Regions from separate parts of the Homo sapiens genome. Here region 2 is linked to region 1. A link is an interaction called in ENCODE POLR2A ChIA-PET data of the cell type or tissue named here. Cell type or tissue: K562. All regions are shown on one strand. Each heading gives the region's core, and the rest is flanking DNA. Links, peaks and the distances in the headings are about the cores only.

Evidence for each region. Peaks named below come from ENCODE experiments on the same cell type or tissue, not always from the same donor. Only the 100,000 strongest peaks of a DNase experiment are listed, where the experiment ranks them.
Region 2: POLR2A ChIA-PET joins it to region 1 with 6 read pairs; 2 of 35 experiments call an interaction of 5 or more read pairs at or near these places.

Annotation. Positions count from the first base shown.
Region 1 is chr12:52,929,078-52,933,106 of GRCh38, forward strand. It overlaps a transcript of KRT8 not described here. Among named protein-coding and RNA genes, the nearest start is that of KRT18, 18 kb to the right of the region's middle. In K562, for the core only: no CTCF peak of the experiment used is centred there; no DNase peak of the experiment used is centred there.
Region 2 is chr12:54,010,446-54,012,945 of GRCh38, forward strand. It overlaps HOXC8 (homeobox C8), which reads left to right. Exons shown (of 2, transcript NM_022658.4): 2 at 644-2,324. The coding sequence ends at 936. Among named protein-coding and RNA genes, the nearest start is that of HOXC8, 2.7 kb to the left of the region's middle. In K562, for the core only: no CTCF peak of the experiment used is centred there; DNase peaks (open chromatin) are centred at 622, 1,236 and 1,560; H3K4me3 peaks cover 798 bases.

The sequences.
Region 1 (4,029 bases), core at 729-3,228:
ACTAATGATCAACTCCTAGCCAAATTTGATGGACTCTTTTCAAATCTTTTCTTCCCTGCATCCCTGGAATAGTGGATACCACTGACCACTCCTCCTTCCTTCCTTCCTTTCTTTTTTTTTTTTTTTTTTCCAGATTCTCACTCATTCGCCCAGGCTAGAGTGCAGCGGTATGATCTCGATCTCAGCTCACTGCAATCTCCACCTCCCAGGCTGAAGCCATTCTCTTGCCTCAACCTCCTGAGTAGCTGGGATTACAGGTGCCCACCACCACGCCCAGCTGATTTTTTTGTATTTTTAGTAGAGACAGGGTTTCACCATGTTGGCCAGGCTGGTCTTGAACTCCTGACCTCAGGTGATCTGCCCACCTCAGCCTCCCAAAGTGCTGGGATTATAGGCGTGAGCCACCTCGTCCAACCGCCTTTCTTAAAAGACAATTCCTTTGGCTTCCTGACATTGCCTTCTGCATTTCTTGCTATCTCTCTGGCCACTCCTTTCCAGTCTTCTTCCTTGAATCCTTTTTATCTATTCACCACTTACACCTGTAATCATTAATCTTCTTGGTGGTTCATGCTCCCCTTTGAGACTCTAATGCACAATCAGAGATTGCTAGCATCTCCCATGCAGCTGAAGGGGCACATGCATTTGTGAAAGCCACCCACAGAGGCCAGATTAAGAGCCTTGCTCTTGAGTGTTAGGATTCCCACCTCCCTGCCTCCACCTCTTCAGGCCAATTCCCATCCACTCTCAGGGATGATGAATCCCAGATCAACATCTCCAGACTCTCCTCGGAGCTACAGACCCAAGTTTCTAATTGCTGCCTGGATGTCCCACCTAAGCCTCAAACTCACAGCTTCCAAACTCAAGTCATTATCCAATGCCATCCTCCAGGCCTCACTTCCTCTCATAATTCCTCTCTGGTGGACATCACTGCCTCCAAAGCAAGAAGCCTGGAGTCAGCAAAAGTGCTGAGGATGGCACTAGAACCTCTCACAGGATTGCTATGTTAAATAATGTGATACATGTAAAGCACATAGAATGGTGCCTGATACATCATAGATGTTCAGTGTTATTATTGTTACTATTATTGCTGCTTCTTTCCCTTTACATCCAATTAGAAGCCAAGTCCTGCCAATTCTATCATTTTTTTTTTTTTTCTTGAGACAGAGCTTCGTTCTTGTTGCCCAGGCTGGAGTGCAATAGCACAATCTAGGCTCACTGCAACCTCTGCCTCCCAGGTTCAAGCGATTCTGCTGCCTCACCCTCCTGAGTAGCTGGGAAGCTGGGATTATAGGCATGTGCCATCACACCTAATTTTGTATTTTTAGTAGAGATGGGGTTTCTCCATGTTGGTCAGGCTGGTCTCGAACTCTCGACCTCAGGCGATCCACCCGCCTCAGCCTCCCAAAGTGCTGGCATTACAGGCATGAGCCACCACGCCCGGCCCCCAATTCTGTCTTCCAAACTTTCCTTTTTTTGTTGTTGTTCTTTTTTTCCTTTTTTTGAGACAAAGTCTTACTCCGTCACCCAGGCTGAAGTGCAGTGGCACAATCACAGCTCATTGTGCCCTAGACCTCCTGGGTTCAAGTGATCCTCCCACCTCAGCCTCCTGAGTAGCTGAGACTACAGGCATGCACCACCACACCTGGCTAATATTTTTATTTTTTGTAGAGACAGGGTCTTGCTCTGTTGCCAGGCTGGTCTTGAGCTCCTGGGCTCAAGCAATCCTCCCACCTTGGCCTCCCAAAGTGCTGGCATTACAGGCATGAACCTCTGTACCCAGCCCCTAAATTTCCTTTGAATCTACTTTCTTCCGTATATTTCCACTGATTCTCTCTTAGTTTGAGTCATTATTACTACTTATCTAGATGATTGCAGTAATCTCCACTCTTGTCTTTTCAAATCTTTCCAAGACATCTGGCTAGCATGTTCTTGTCAAACTGCAGTTTTGATCATGATGCTTCCCCACTTTTAGCTTCAGTGTCTCCCCCAGATTCTTTTTTTTTTTTTTGAGACAGAGTGTCGCTCTGTTGCCCAGGCTGCAGTGCAGTGGCATGATCTCGGCTCACTGCAAGCTCCGCCTCCCGGGTTCATGCCATTCTCCTGCCTCAGTCTCCCGAGTAGCTGGGACTACAGGCACCCGCCATCAAGCCTGGCTAATTTTTTGCATTTTTAGTAGAGACAGGGTTTCACTGTGTTAGCCAGGATGGTCTCAATCTCCTGACCTCGTGATCCTCCCGCCTCGGCCTCCCAAAGTACTGGGATTATAGGCGTGAGCCACCATGCCCGGCCAGTGTCTCCCCAGATTCTAAAATAGTTTCCCTTGGTTTTTGGTAATTTCCTAGGGAACTTGTTGTAGAGATCCAGCCCCAATCCCAGAGAGTATTATTCTGCAGGTCTGGGATGATATTGGGCACCTGCATTCATGACATGTTCCCAATCATAGCTGGTACAAAACAAAGTTGAAAACTAAGGCAGTGCAAACTCTTCAAGGTCTAACAAGGCTCTTCTTGACCTGGTCTTCACTAACCTTTCCCACTTTATCTCCCACCTCTTCCTTTCTCCACTACTCATTGGCTCCCCATATATATATATATATATATTTGAGACGGAGTTTCGCTCTTGTTGCCCAGGCTGGATTGCAGTGATGTGATCTTGGCTCACTGTAAACCCCGCCTTCCAGTTTCAAGCAATTCTCCTGCCTCAGCCTCCTGAGTAGCTGGGATTACAGGTGCCCGCCACCATGTCTGGCTAATTTTTGTAATTTTAGTAAAGATGGGGTTTCACCATGTTGGCCAGGCTGGTCTCAAACTCCTGACCTCAAGTGATCCATCTGCCTTGGCCTCCCAAAGTGCTGGGATTACAGGCATGCGCCACTGCGCTTGGCCATATGTTTATGTTTTGTAGAGACAGAGATTTGCCATGTTGCCCAGGCTGCTCTTGAACTCCTGGACTCAAGTAATCTGCCCGCCTCTGCTTCCCAAATTGTTGGGATTATAGGCACCTGGTAAATCATTCTTTTTTTTTTTTTTTTTTTGAGATGGAGTCTCACTCTGTCACCCAGGCTGGAGTGCAGTGGCACGATCTCAGCTCACTGCAACCTCCACCCTCTGGGTTCAAGTGCCTGCCTCAGCCTCCTGTGTAGCTGGGATTACAAGCGCCTGCAACCACACCTGGCTAATTTTTGTATTTTTAGTAGAGACAGGGTTTCACCATCTTGGCTAGGCTGGTCTTGAACTCCTGACCTCGTGATCCACCCACCTCTGCCTGCCAAAGTGCTGGGATTACAGGTGTGAGCCACCGCGCCTGGCAAATCATTCTTAATAGTGAAAGAATGATTACTTTGTCCACAAGATCAGGAACAAAGCAAAAACATTTGCTCTCCCCACTTCTTTGTGTTTGTTTTTTTCTTTCTGACCTCTTCCCTGTAGGTATGTTCTCATCACTTTTATTCAACATTGTACTGAACGTGCTAGCCAGTGCAATAAGTCAGGAAGAAGAAATAAAAGGCATACAGATGGGAAAAGAAGCAATAAAACTATCTTTATTCACAGATAAAATGATTATCTATTTAGAAAATCCCAGCCATGGGCAGTATGCACACCTGTACTCCCAGCTACTTGGGAGGCTAAGGCAGGAGGATCACTTGTGCCCAGGAGTTCAAGGCTTCAGTGAGCTATGATCACCAATGCACTCCAGTCTGGGCAGCAGAATGAGGCTGTGTCTATAATAAAAAAAAAACAAAAACAAAAAAATCCTGAAGAACCTACCTACAAAAAAGCTACTAGAACTAATAAGAGAATTTAGCAAGATTGCAGGATAAATGATAAGTGATCAATACACAAAATTACATTTTTTGTGTGTTTTTTGTTTTTGTTTTTATTTTAGAGATGAAGTCTTGCCCTGTCACCCAGGCTGGAGTGCAGTGGCGCGATCTCAGCTCACCGCAACCTCTGCCTCCCAGGTTCAAGGGATTCTCCTGCCTCAGCCTCCCAAGTAGCTGGGATTACAGGCACTCACCACCACGCCCAG
Region 2 (2,500 bases), core at 1-2,500, 1.1 Mb after region 1:
CTCCCTGAGACCTGCAGAGTAGCTTAGGTCATGAGCCCCTCCAAGGGTGGCCCCTCATGGCCCAATTTCGAAGTACAGGGGGAAGCGATAAAGCGACAAGTTCCGGCGGGGATGGCCCATGATTTATTTGCTGGTCTCCAGTTAGCAATCAGGCGGAGCGGTGACACATTCCAGCAGATCAATTATTTTTCTTATTGGAAAAGCATTAGGCAGAGAGAGACAAGGAGAGGGCAGTGGGCAGAGCCCCTCTTCTTTACCCCCAGCTTTTTTTCCTTTCTTTTGGAAACAGTCTGTCCCCAGCCTCGCTCACTAAATGCCCTGCTGCACTTGTAAACAAAGCTGCAAAGGCCAGTTCCTAGGATTACAGGCCTGGTGGGGGGGATTCTACAGGGCTCCCCAGCCCCTGAAAGGCCCCAGTTTCCAAACAGACCCTAGCCCCCACCCCCACCCCACCTCCCAAGGTGAAGCCAAACAAAAACAATCCCCCAACTTTTCTGCCCTTGTCTGCCTTCTGCTCTAGCCTTTTCCATAGAGGGGAGGCGAACTGAGGAGATCAGAGAGGGGAGTTTAGAGTAGGAAGAGTGGCAAAGGAAAACCAAGCCCCCATCCAAACGTAACCAGACTGGGGTTTTCTTCTGTCCAGCTCCGGGGAGGCGCAGTGGACGGCAAACTTACAGCCGGTATCAGACCTTGGAACTAGAAAAGGAGTTTCTCTTTAATCCTTATTTGACACGAAAACGTCGGATTGAAGTCTCTCATGCCCTGGGACTGACCGAGAGACAAGTGAAGATCTGGTTCCAGAACCGAAGGATGAAGTGGAAAAAGGAGAACAACAAGGATAAACTGCCGGGAGCCCGAGATGAGGAGAAGGTGGAGGAAGAAGGAAATGAGGAAGAGGAGAAAGAAGAGGAGGAAAAGGAAGAAAACAAGGACTAAGCAAAAAAGAAAGACCCCCCCCCCCTTAGCAACTCCCTTGAAGTTTCGTTTTATGGTAGCAGATAAATTGAGAAGTTTACGACTGTCATTTGCTTTTATAGAGAATAGAATGACACTCACAACTCTAACTACCTGTCAGATACTTGCAGCTCTGGTTTTATTACCTTTGGACTTCCCCCACTCTTTATTTGTTTGGGGGCTGGAGGGGGGAGACGGAGAAACAGTGAAAAGTTCGGACTCTCTGTCTCACTCCTTGCCCCACACACACTTGTCCCTGCCCCCACCCTTCTGAGTCCTTCCTGGATTTTAAGGTCTGAGACCTGGCCTCCGTGCTCCTCGGTCTGTCTCTCACCACACTCCCACCTCCCTGCTTCTCTGGTATTTATTTTAGAGGGGAGCCCCCTCGAAATGCAGAAAAGGACTTGTGGTTTTGTTTTTATGCTAAGGCTAGTGTACTAGATGTACTTTTTCTAAAAAGGAAAGGACAGAAAAAAATGAAGAAAGGAAAGGAAGACAAATGTAAAGAAATAAGGAAAAAAGCAAGGAATATCCCCTCCCCCTCCCCCTCCCCCTCCCCAGGGCTCCCTGCTTAGAAAAACCCCCTTGACTTTCTCTAGGAACCTGATGGAAACCTGAAGGAGATGTGGGTCTTTCCCCTCCCCCCATTTCCAGAAGGGTAGATAGGAGCCTGCAGTCGCCTCTAAAATCCTACCTAACCATCCCATGGTCACTCGGGCCCATGCCTTCCTCTCCTTCGCTGTTTGATTTCTATTCTGTTGGGCCCGCCTTCCTCTGAGCTGCATTAGTGTTAGTGCTCAGAAATCACCATAATCACGAAAATAATAATAATAAATCTTTAACATACTACCTAAAGGGAACCTGCAATAATCTTGAAAAAGAAAAAGAGAAAAATTTTAAAATCCTGCTATAGGAGAAAAAAAGAGAAAAAAATAAAAATCAAAAAAAAAAAAAAGAAAGAAAGAAACCTCCAGCGTATTTTATCACTACCTATAGAAAGAAATCCTGCTTTGAGAGTATTTGTAATGCGGTTTTGTTGTCGTTTGTTGCTGCTTATTTCACTAAGAAAACCCAACAACTGAGACTGCCTAGCCCGCCGGTCCTGTGCGCTTTTATTGTGCTTCTAACCCCAGTAGAGTAGAACTAAATTGCACTGAATGTATAGTTAACTCTGTCTTGAATTCTCTGTTTATGCAATGTGCTCGAAAGAAAAAAATGTTAAAAATATATCTATAATAATAATTTTTTGTCATTTGTCTTTATGTCCAGCTATGAATGTAGATTTTGTGTCCCGACAGCCCTGTTCCTGGTCCAAGTACTTTGTATTGTATACGTGAGTCATAATAATAAAAAGAAGAAGAAAAATAATAGAAGCTGGAATGACTTGCTTTTTCTCCACAGCTCTTCCCTATTCTCTACCTTCTCTCTCCTTATCCCCCTGTCCAACTCTCTGGAAAAGGTCTGCTTCACTGCTCTGGCTTTGGGGTTCAGAAACTCACGTGGAGAGAAGCCTGGGAATTGAGAAAGCATGCTGGCCTGGGAGGGC